Linked DNA regions of Homo sapiens: region 2 is linked to region 1. The links are chromatin loops, found by intact Hi-C in ENCODE. Cell type or tissue: heart left ventricle. All regions are shown on one strand. Each heading gives the region's core, and the rest is flanking DNA. Links, peaks and the distances in the headings are about the cores only. Region 1 overlaps LIX1-AS1 (LIX1 and RIOK2 antisense RNA 1). Region 2 overlaps LIX1 (limb and CNS expressed 1).

Evidence for each region. A loop is a pair of places that touch in the nucleus more often than their neighbours do. Peaks named below come from ENCODE experiments on the same cell type or tissue, not always from the same donor. Only the 100,000 strongest peaks of a DNase experiment are listed, where the experiment ranks them.
Region 2: a loop joins it to region 1, with 2.4 times the contacts of the local background. A loop is called at or near these places in 2 of 110 quality-filtered maps.

What each region holds. Positions count from the first base shown.
Region 1 is chr5:97,074,761-97,080,148 of GRCh38, reverse strand. All of the region lies in intron 1 of LIX1-AS1 (LIX1 and RIOK2 antisense RNA 1), which reads right to left. Among named protein-coding and RNA genes, the nearest start is that of LIX1-AS1, 3.7 kb to the right of the region's middle. In heart left ventricle, for the core only: no CTCF peak of the experiment used is centred there; no DNase peak of the experiment used is centred there.
Region 2 is chr5:97,124,486-97,129,873 of GRCh38, reverse strand. LIX1 (limb and CNS expressed 1) reads left to right here. Exons shown (of 6, transcript NM_153234.5): 2 at 5,245-5,388. Among named protein-coding and RNA genes, the nearest start is that of LIX1, 15 kb to the left of the region's middle. RefSeq lists an enhancer at 4,899-5,388. In heart left ventricle, for the core only: no CTCF peak of the experiment used is centred there; no DNase peak of the experiment used is centred there; H3K27ac peaks cover 460 bases.

The DNA of each region.
Region 1 (5,388 bases), core at 162-5,161:
AACTAGTCCCTGTGTCTCCCTCATATCCCTTCGCCATTGCTAGATTTTGTTGTAACCAAAGGGGAGGAAAGACACTAGAATAGTGTTACAAGAAAAACTTTAGCCGAATTAAATTTAAAGGTGTTTAACTGAGCAATGAGCGATTTGCAAATCGGACAGCCTCCAGAATCATAGCAGATTCAGGGAGACTCCAGGGATGCCTTGTGGTCAGAAGAAATTTGTAGAAAAAAAAGGCAGTGATGTACAGAAATTGGAAGTGAGGCACAGAAACAGCTGGATTAGTTACAGGTTGGCGTTTGCCTCATTTAAACACAGTTTGAACACTCCAGCAGTGTGTGAGTGGTTGAAGTATGGCTGCTGTGATTGGACAGGACTCAGCGACTGTTACAGACACACATTCCTAAGTTAGATTTTCAATCTTCTCTAGCTATTAAGTTAGGTTGCCAGTAGTCCACAAGGACTCAAATATAGAAGTACGGAGTCCTTCTCAGGCCCCATTTAGTTTGCTTTAACAATAGGCGCATGCTGGTCATCCCGTGGAAGGCCACCCTGCCTCTAGTAGAACAGCTACAGCAAAAGGAGAACTTAAGCACAAACATTAAACTGCCCATTCAAATAGTGCTGAGAGTTTCTCTTTTCCTTTTATGTGCCTTCTTCCCTTGCACCATTCTATTTGGTTATGCCACTGAACATTTTTGTTTCTATTCTTTGATTCCCACCAAACCATTGTGCTGTGCTTTGAAATAATATGCTACAGATTTCCACATTCTATACCAGCCCTTGTGTCCCACACCCCTTCTCTCTATATATATCCCCTCTGCCTACCAAGAAAGGGGTGGGCACTGAACAATAAAGAAAAGGGACACAAAAAGAGAAAAGCTCACATGGTGCCCATGTGCTGGTTAAGTTCTTGTTTTGTTTTTCTCAGTGGGGTTGGCAAATGATGTCTCAAACCCATGTGTCATTAAATGAATCAGCTCCTCCACCCTCACAATAGATGCTACAGATCCCTTGACGAAATTCACTTGGTCCCACAAGAGAGCCAAGGCACACAGCTGTGCTTCCTCTCTGTCATTACAGAGGTACAGAGTTTGCAGCAAAGGTGACATTTTAAATCTGTTAGCACCAAGGAACAAAGACAACTGTGATAATTTCCTTCCCCCTCTTCTCCCCTGGTTTCCCCTGATACAAATGAGCACCGACATTCTGATTAATTAGACTTTGAGCATTTAAAACAAAATACATTTCTGTATGCAGGAAAGTTATTCCAGTTTGCCTAAGTAATTAAAAGAGAAAGCTTCAGCATTATAATACCTGAGCAGTTCAAACTGAGTAAACCCTGATACAGGAAAACCTGTCTGATGAGAAAGATTTTCTTCCTATCAGCAAAGGAAGTTTATTTCTCAGGGGCAGATTTAATTACTTTATGCAAATATCATCAGCAAACGATCCAATGCCACTATGCTCTCTGCCCAATAATCTATATCATCTCCCCTGTTTAATATCCAAATTGTTAGTATGTGTATGTGTATATTCAGTCATGTACTGCACAGTGACCTTCCAGTCAATGTCAAACTGTACATATGCCAGTGGCGTCATAAGAATATAATGGAGTTGAAAAACTTCCATCACCTATGGAAGTCATAGCCATAATAACATCGTAGCACAATGCATTACTCCCATGTTTGTGGTGATGCTGGTATAAACGAACCTACCTTATAAACTTTAAAGTAAAAAAAAGTTACAGTAAGCTGAAGTTAATTTATTATTGAAGAAAGAAAAATTTGTGTTTATAGTGTAGCCTAAGTGTACAGTGTTCATAAAGTATTCAGTAGGGTAATGTCCTAGGCCTTCACATTCACTCACTGCTCACTCACTGACTCACCCCAAGCATCTTCTAGTCCTCCATGCATGTTACGTGCCCTACACAGGTGCACCAGTTTTTATCTTTTACGCCATATTTTTACTGTACCATTTCTATGTTTACATATAGAAATACCAACCATTGTGTTACAATTGCCTATAGTATTCAGTACAGCATGCTGTACAGGTTTGTAGCCTAGGGACAATATGCTATACCACCTAGGTTTGTGTAAGTCCACTCTACGATGTTTGCAAAATGACAAAATCTCAGAATTCTCCCCTTCATTAAGCAATATATTACTGTCTCTTTTCTTTCCTTGCCAGCTCTCTCCCTCTCTCTCTCTATATATAGAAGTAGATGTAGGAGAGAATTTACCACCTGGACACTTGAAGGAATTAATTATGTTTATAAAGATGGAAATGATTATAAAAGACATATTTAGATCAAATTGAAAACAAATAATCTACTTCAGTTAACCATAGATTAATGAGGGAGGAAAGTTAAACAGCAAATATGATCAAGTAATCCTCTACAGTTGAAAACTGCAATCTCATAAAACATTAACTCAGACGGTGCTCTAATTGAATGATATAATATAAATGCTTGCTATCTTTCATCATAGTCTACTTAAATTTTTTCTTTTTCTTTTACTTCATTATTTTATTTTATTTTTTTTTTTTTGTGAGACAGGATCTTACTCTGTGGCCCAGGCTGGAGTGCAGTGATGCAATTTCGGCTTACTACAACCTCTGCCTCCCGGGCTTAGTTAATCCTCCCACCTCAGCCTCCTGAGTAGCTGGAACTACAGGCATGCACCACAACACCTGGCTAACTTTTTGTAGAGACAAGGTTTCACCATGTTGCTCAGGCTGTTCTCAAATTCCTGGGCTCAAGGGATCCACCCACCTCGGCCTTCTAAAGTGCTGGGATTATGGGCATGAGCCACTCCACCTAGCCAAATTTTCTTAATTCCACACAATTAGAAGTTCTAATGTGAATCGTTTTACATAGCCTTGGTATGCCCCTGCCCTTCTGCCCAACTAAATTGTGACATAGTCACTCTACCACTTGTTAATTGTGACAAATTTATATTCCACAATGTACATTTTAAATTGTTTAATTTCTTTTACTTGTAAAATACATTTTACCAAAAAAACCTCACCCGCATATGCTTTTATCTGGATTCCTAATTTTAAAGATATCTGCAGAGTCATTTTACACTTGTCCAGTTGTATACAGCCAAATCAGAGATGCAATAGTAGATTGTCATCAACAGTTGTAATAGTAGATTGTCATCAATAGTTTTTGAGCATAAAATCAAATTCCACTCATAAACATAGGCGAACAAATAGAGTTATCTATGGCAAATATTCTTGTAAATGTTGTTATCAGAAACTTATTCTAATCCCAAAGTTATAAGGTAACAGTCACTAGAATTATTAATACAGACCTTTCCATTTTACTGGGAGTCTGCCAGCCTTTCCTAGCAAACAGACTTGGACAAAAACTCAGGTTTATGATGATAAGAGATAGAAGAAATAATAATTTAACTTAAATTTTGGTATGCAATAGGTATGTCAGATATTTGTTGACCTTTTCTGATCCACCTGATAAGATGTCAGTCATGGCTGCCCCAGAGATGATCTACTCAAAGCCACTGTATCAATATTTCCCCTCCTTCGAAGTTCTTCATTGACAGGAACCAAAATTGGTGGCCTCTGTCTTCAATTATTTTGAGGCTTATAATTTTCTGTTTCTACTTTAACTGTGTGACTTGGATGAGTCTTTTAAGATCTATTATTACTATTATTATCACTTGTAAAACAAGAATATTTTGCTGTCTTCCTATGCAGCAAGTACTATCCTAAGGGCTTTACATTTATTTATGGCACACTTACTTTGAAAAACCCTGTGAGGTAGGAACTACTATTATCTCTAGTTTATAAATGAGAAAATAGAGTCAGAGAGGTTAAGTAGTTTGCCCAGAGACACACAGCAAGGAAGTTAAAACTGTCTATTGCCATTGTGTAGATCTGAGCACAAATGCTTTGTCATCAATGGTTAATTCAGTACTTTTTTGACTTTAATAAAGCTGAGAATCACCTGGGGATCTTTTAGAAACATAGCCTGTGGTGCAGTAGGTCTGGAGTGGGGCCCTTAAAATGTATTTCTAACAACTTCCCAAGTGACACTGATGCTTCTGGTCTGAGGATCGTATTTAGAGAAGGAATATCATCAACCATGTCCTCGTCAAATTCATAGTTCTGGGCTGCATCATGGTACACGGGCCATGTTATTAGTTGTCTCCCACTTGTGTAAGATGTAGAGGAAATAACATAAGATGCCTGTGAGGATTTGATGTGATCATCTGAGTCTTGCTCTGACAATTATTAACATTCAGTTGCCCATTAAAATTCTTTGGAATCCTAGGACTTTGTCTGCTCGTCTCCTGTCAAATTCACTCCCCATCACCAATGGAGAGCAGCAGAGTTACTTAATCATTTCAGTCTTTTTCCATTCATTTCACACAGCTGTAATCAAAAACATAGGAGACTTAGAAGCCGATATGGAAATATGCTTCTGCTCCTCCGGGAGACATTTTTAGCTAGAAAGCTACTGATCTAACCTCAGATCCTCAAGACAATTACCCAGGAGCTGCTGTTGACTAACGAGTGAGCATTTGAAGCACGCACACAAGAGAAAGAAAGTGTTTTACACAAACACAAGAGCTTCATGGGCCTATATGATCAGGCCTAAGAAGACTAAAATATCTTTTCCTAATAAATATTCATTGAGCTAAGCACTTTGCTACATGATTTCTAATTAAATGTCATATTTTAATTCTCACAACTATCCTGTGAGATAACTTTCTCATCCCTGTTTTTTAGATTTAAAAAAACTGAGGCTTGAGAATTTTACATGACTTACCCAATGTCACATAGATGACATGAAATAGATCTGGCATTTGGCTCCCAGCCCAGTGTGTTCTCTCGATTATATAACTCCGTGTTATGTTAGTCTACACAGGAGCCAAGGTAAAGCCATACTTACCTGGGATTGCATTCCTGCTCTTAAACTTAATGGTTATATAACCTTGGGTAAGTTGTTTAAATTTTCTAAGGCTTAGTTTTTCAATATAAACGCAGAAAAGGCATGTCTAGGAAGAATTAGGGAAGGAAGTAATACCTGAGCCGAGTCTTGAAAGATAAACAGGAACTTTCAAGATAGACTGTTGGGTGGGGCAGGTTAAGAAAAGTGTACCAATGGGAACAACTGTGCAAAGACATGGAGTTGGAAGACAGCATGGAGCTTCAGGAAATAACAAATATTTCAGGGGTGCTGGCTCATGCATCTCTGCTCTACAAAATGGGAGCCCATGAAAACAAAAATCTCCATCTCCTAGCTCAGTACCTAATCCATTATCAGTACTTCACAGCACAGGATAGGTGTTTCAGAAATACTGGTTGAATGAAATAAATGAATAGGTGAATGAAAATATTTAATATTTGCTGCTAAACTAGAGG
Region 2 (5,388 bases), core at 310-5,309, 50 kb before region 1:
AGGCTCTCATGCCTACACTACCAACAGCCTCACAAATGCAGCCCATCTTCTATACTTTTGATAACATTCAAATACTTGACTAACATTTATTATGTTTCTACTATGTTCCAGGGGTTGTGGGGAAATGATATAATTCTTTCTCCAATGAGCATTGTCTATATTACAGATAGACAGCATGAAAATAACTTAAGTTCTATTATATTACGGAGTATCTCAGGATAAACCAAGAACATGGACTATAGAGGCAAAACTAGGTTAAAAATCCTAGGTCTAAGACTTAGTAGCTGTGTGATTACACCTTCAACTTCTTTTTTTTTTCCTTTGTAGGATGTGAATGATAATACCTATTTCAAGGGGGTGCTGTAAGGATGAAATGGGAAAATGCATATAATAGGTACATTAGGAGGATAGGAATGGTCACTTCTTCCTACAGCAAGGCATCTCAAATTTTAACATGCACCAGTTTTTTTTTTAAATCTTGTTAAGAAGCAGATTATATTTCAGAAGGCCTAGGGTGGAGCCTGAGATCCTGCATTTTTAACAAGTTCCCAAGTGATATCCATGATGTTTCTTGCGGGTAGGGCGTGCACTTTCTTTAGCAAGGGCTTTGAGATTATTTTGTTTTTGTTTTTGAGAAACTGATGCTGGAAGCAAGTCTTGAAAAAGAGTAGGTACCATTCAAGAAGACAATAGACAGTGGAAAGAAGGGCATTCCAGGAGGATGAATGGAAGTACTGGCTTTTGAGAAGCATAAGAAGCATAGGGAGTGAGGAACGTGAAGGGTGAACTTGGGGAGAGGAGGTTAGGACAAGAGAGAATAGTGAGACATAGGGTCTTCTATGCCTTGCCAAGGAGTTATTCATTCCATAGTTAATTAGGGACCCATAGAAGGACTTGAAGATGTGAGTGATTTGATCGGCTATGAGATTCAGTGATATTACCCCGGAAACAGTGGGAGTATAGGTTGGATGGGAGGCTGGTTGGAGTCAGGAGGGTATTGTGGTATGCTTGATCAGATACAGTGAGCATGAACGAATGCAGTAATGGCAGTATAGACTGAAAGAAACTGATGCTGATGGGAGACATCAGGATATGAAACTGACAAAACTTGGGCATTTATTAGATATTGAAAGAGGAAATGAAGTTTAAGGTTTATGCCCAGTTTCTGATTTAGGTAACTAGGTAGATGATAACATCACTTTTTTTTTGTAACCCAGGAGAAAGAAAAGTAATTCAGGAGGAAGAGAAGAGTTTATGAAAAAGAAAATGAGTTGAGTTTGAAAATATGTTGAGTTTTTGCAACATCCAAATGGCAGTGTCTGATAACAAAATTGGAGATGCAGGAGAATAGTTTGGGAGCTATCTGTGTATATTATGGTGGGTTCTATCATTCAAGGAGAATAGCTGGAAGAGAACAAGAGGAGACAAGACAAGATTTCCATGCTAGCCAACATGAGTAGTGAGCAGAGGAAGAGAAATCCACAAAAGACACCAAGGAGAAATGATCAGGAAGAGATGCAGACTGAGGAGGAAAAGCCTAGGGAGACAAGGTTTCTAGAAGAAAGTTATCAGCTTTATCAAACACAGCTAAGAAGTCAAGTAAATAAGGACTGAAAACCAGGAATTGGTACATTTGTAGTAATTTCAGTGGAATAATTTAGAGGAAAGCCTACATTACTTGAAGTAGGTTAAAAATAAATGGAACATAAGGAAGCAGAGATAGTCAATGTGGAATATTCTTTCTAGCAGTTTGGCTATATTGGGAGCATTTTAATAACTAGTAGCCAGACATAGCTCCAAGATTGAGTGTTTCATTTAATTGATTGATGGATTCATTCATTTATTCACTTAATAGTTGTTTTGAGCACACTTTGGCTGCTGGGAAAGAGTGAATAATGAGGGAACTTTTAAAAATAGGCCATGGGAGTGACTAAGAGAACAATTCCAGGAAAAGCAGCACAAATTCTTTTGAGACTGTAGGAAATAAGGTGGAGCTGAGCATTTGTGCAGATGGGTCCCTAGACATAGGGATGGATATTGCACACTTGGTAGCTCAAGTTTATTCTGTAACATGGAAGGCAGGATCATTGGCTGGGCACTGAAGGTACAACTGCACCTAGAGATCAACTATGTATTGATTGACGCCTACTCTCAAACTTGGGTGATTTTCTTCAGCAGCTCTTGAACCTCTGCTCATATTTTCTTTGAAATTGTCCACAAACCTTGTTGATGCTACCACCCCAAATAAAGAAGCATGTGTTTCATAAATAGAGCATTTTCTGATATACCCATCTTTGGAATTCCAAACGGCAAGCTGGCCTTCTTCCCTCTGCACTTCATTTGTCTGGTTTTTGAGTCGACAAGAATAGATAGAGATAGAAAGATGGATTGTGTGTCTGTATGTATATATATTGCACTCTTGGTGGGTGATGACATCTATGGGATCATCAGAGAAATCTTTCAAAATTGCAGAATGAAAAATTTGAAAACTTCAACTTTTATTCACACAGAAATCGACTTAGTGCATACCTTCAAACTTTTTAATCCCAAAAGCTTTACATGCCAAAATTCTTGTGTTCATTTTCCCTAGATTATCATGCATTTTACCTAGACTATCATGGGTCCTCAACTTCCTCCTCCACTTCTCAGCTAAACACCAGTCAACAACTGACTGACAAAGTAGGAGGCTAATAGTCCTTGTTGACAAGAAGAGTAACAGGCTACTGGCATTAGTTACAGTCTTCAATCTTTAGGACATCTCTGCTGACTTCTGGAGGTCAACTGCAAGCAGAGACTCAAGTCAGCTAGCTCATAGATATTTGTTTCCTCAGGGGTGGGAGGGAAAGGAGGAGAGTAGGGGACAGAAATAATAGTTTAGAAAATAAAAGTTCTAATTCTATTTTGAGTTACATCAACTAGTAGAAAATATTATTTCAGGGTGGGCACGGTGGCTCACGCCTGTAATCCCAGCACTTTGGGAGGCCGAGATGGGCGGATCACAAGGTCAGGAGATCAAGACCATCCTGGCTAACAGTGAAACCCTGTCTCTACTGAAAATACAAAAAAATTAGCTGGGCGTAGTGGTGGGCACCTGTAGTCCCAGCTACTCAGGAGGCTGAGGCAGGAGAATGGCGTGAACCAGGGAGGCAGAGCTTGCAATGAGCCGAGATCGTGCCACTGCACTCCAGCCTGGGCGATTGAGCAAGACTCTGTCTCAAAAAAAAAAAAAAAAAAAAGAAAGAAAATATTATTTCAAATATTTTCAAAAAAATTAAAAAGCTCTGTAATGACCAATTCTCAACTTGACCATTCAATATGTATTTTATTGATTAACTCAAGTATCCCCTCACTACTTTTAACATTTTCCCAATTTCTTTCCCAAATCACTTCTTAAATTACTAAACACTGCAGTTTTTAAATATACATGGCAACCAGTTCCTTAGGAGTTGCCAGAATTTGCCTGAACTATACACCATGAAGCTGATCAGTGACCTACAGAGGAGGTGCAGACACCTAGTGCTCTAGTAAACATTTAGAAAGTGGCTATACAATGATTTTGCCTCCAGATCACACTCTGAGATACTCCAGACTCACTGAAAAATGTCACTGTCCAGAATTTTAAAGCAGATCCAAGAATATATTCAGGATAATGGCAAAGGGCATAGATGCCGTGTTACACAAAGCATGTTTGAAAGAGCAAAAACTATTTAATCTAGAACTTGAAAAAACATGAGTGTTGACTGTTTAGTGTACTTTTCATATGCATGTGAGAGATGCCACCTGAAAATGGCTTAAGGAAAAAGCAGGTGGGTTGGTTAGATAACTTCAAGTCCAATCAAGGATCCTGGATTATGGGCATAGCTGAAACCAGGAGCTCAAACTATGTTGTCAAAACTTAGCCCTCCTCCATCTCTTTACTGAACCGTTCTCTGGGCTTTCTTCTCAGCCAGATTTTCTTCTTGCTTGGGCAGCACCATGCTTACCTCCTACGGCTCCAGAAACCCCACTGAAAACAGGAAACTTTCAACATTTTCAACACATTCATTGTCCCTAAATGGCTTGGCTATGGCCAAATTCCCACCTGCACCCCTCGAGACCACATGATTGTTCAAGGAAAATCTTGGTGCTGTTTCCACAAGCAGGGAAGTGAATGCCAGGCAAGCAAAACAACAGATGTCTTATACTGCTTTTAAACCTGTGGTGGGCTCCCATGTGGATAAGGAAATAAACTTTTTGAGGCCTCAGAAATGAGAAGTAGACCCTCTGCATGAACCTTACAGGAAAGCAGATTTCAGTTCACTCCTACAAGGACCTTTTCACAGAACCATTAGCAGTTGAAATAGGCTGCCTCAGGTTGTGGCAAGTACTAGGTCCTTCCACATGTTCAGGTACAGGCCAGATGAGCAGCTGTCAGGAATGCTGGCGAGGAATTCCTGCATTAGGCAGGGCTTTGCCTACATGACCTATAAGGTCACTTTTGACTCTACAATTCTATTATCCTTGTTAATTTCTACAATTTAATTTGCAGTACAGGATAAACAAACCAATCTAATTTGATCTGGAACTTCTGCAGGCTATCACAGGTCATTTAATCTAAAACATATGGCTCTAGCCATTACTATGTTTTCTGAAATACTCGAACAGACCTTGTTCTTAACAAGGTCTTCATGTTATTAGTTTCACTCATGGATTTTTCCAGCCTCCTGCTTATTCTACAACTGCCTTTCATTCTCGTTTAGACTGGGGTGGAAGGAGCATGAAAGAGTTCCCTTCTTTCTGACTTTCTCTTCTTAAATCTTTGCAGGCTTAAGAATCTATGAGAAATGAGAAAGAGGACCACAGATAATCACAGCTCTGGATAAAGTCTATTAAGACAAATGTTCAAAGCAGAATGAGATTTTTAATTTTTATATTAAAAATTAATTTATAGAGTAAATTTGAAATACTGCTATATTGTTTTAATTAGGGTACCAAAACCACTTCTTGAGCCTTACTCATTAAGAAATATACACATTTGCATTTGTAAATAACAGGTTCAATTTGTATATTTTAACATACTTTAAATATATTTAAATAAAGTATATTCTTTCACAGCTAAAAGCCCCTCCACCCCACTATCCACATACCCAGCTCTACTTAAACTGGAACTGTCATGCTACAGAATCCAGCTTGCAAATAAAATTTTGGTTTTGCACCAGATTATGTCCATCCTTAATAACTGATGGTGTTTCTTGTCTTTTTCAGTGAACGTTGTGTCAATGTTACAGGAATTTTGGGAAAGCAAGCAGCAGCAGAAGGCTGCATTCCCAAGTGAAGGTGTGGTGGTCTATGAGTCACTGCCAGCTCCTGGGCCTCCCTTTGTGAGTTACGTGACCCTCCCAGGGGGAA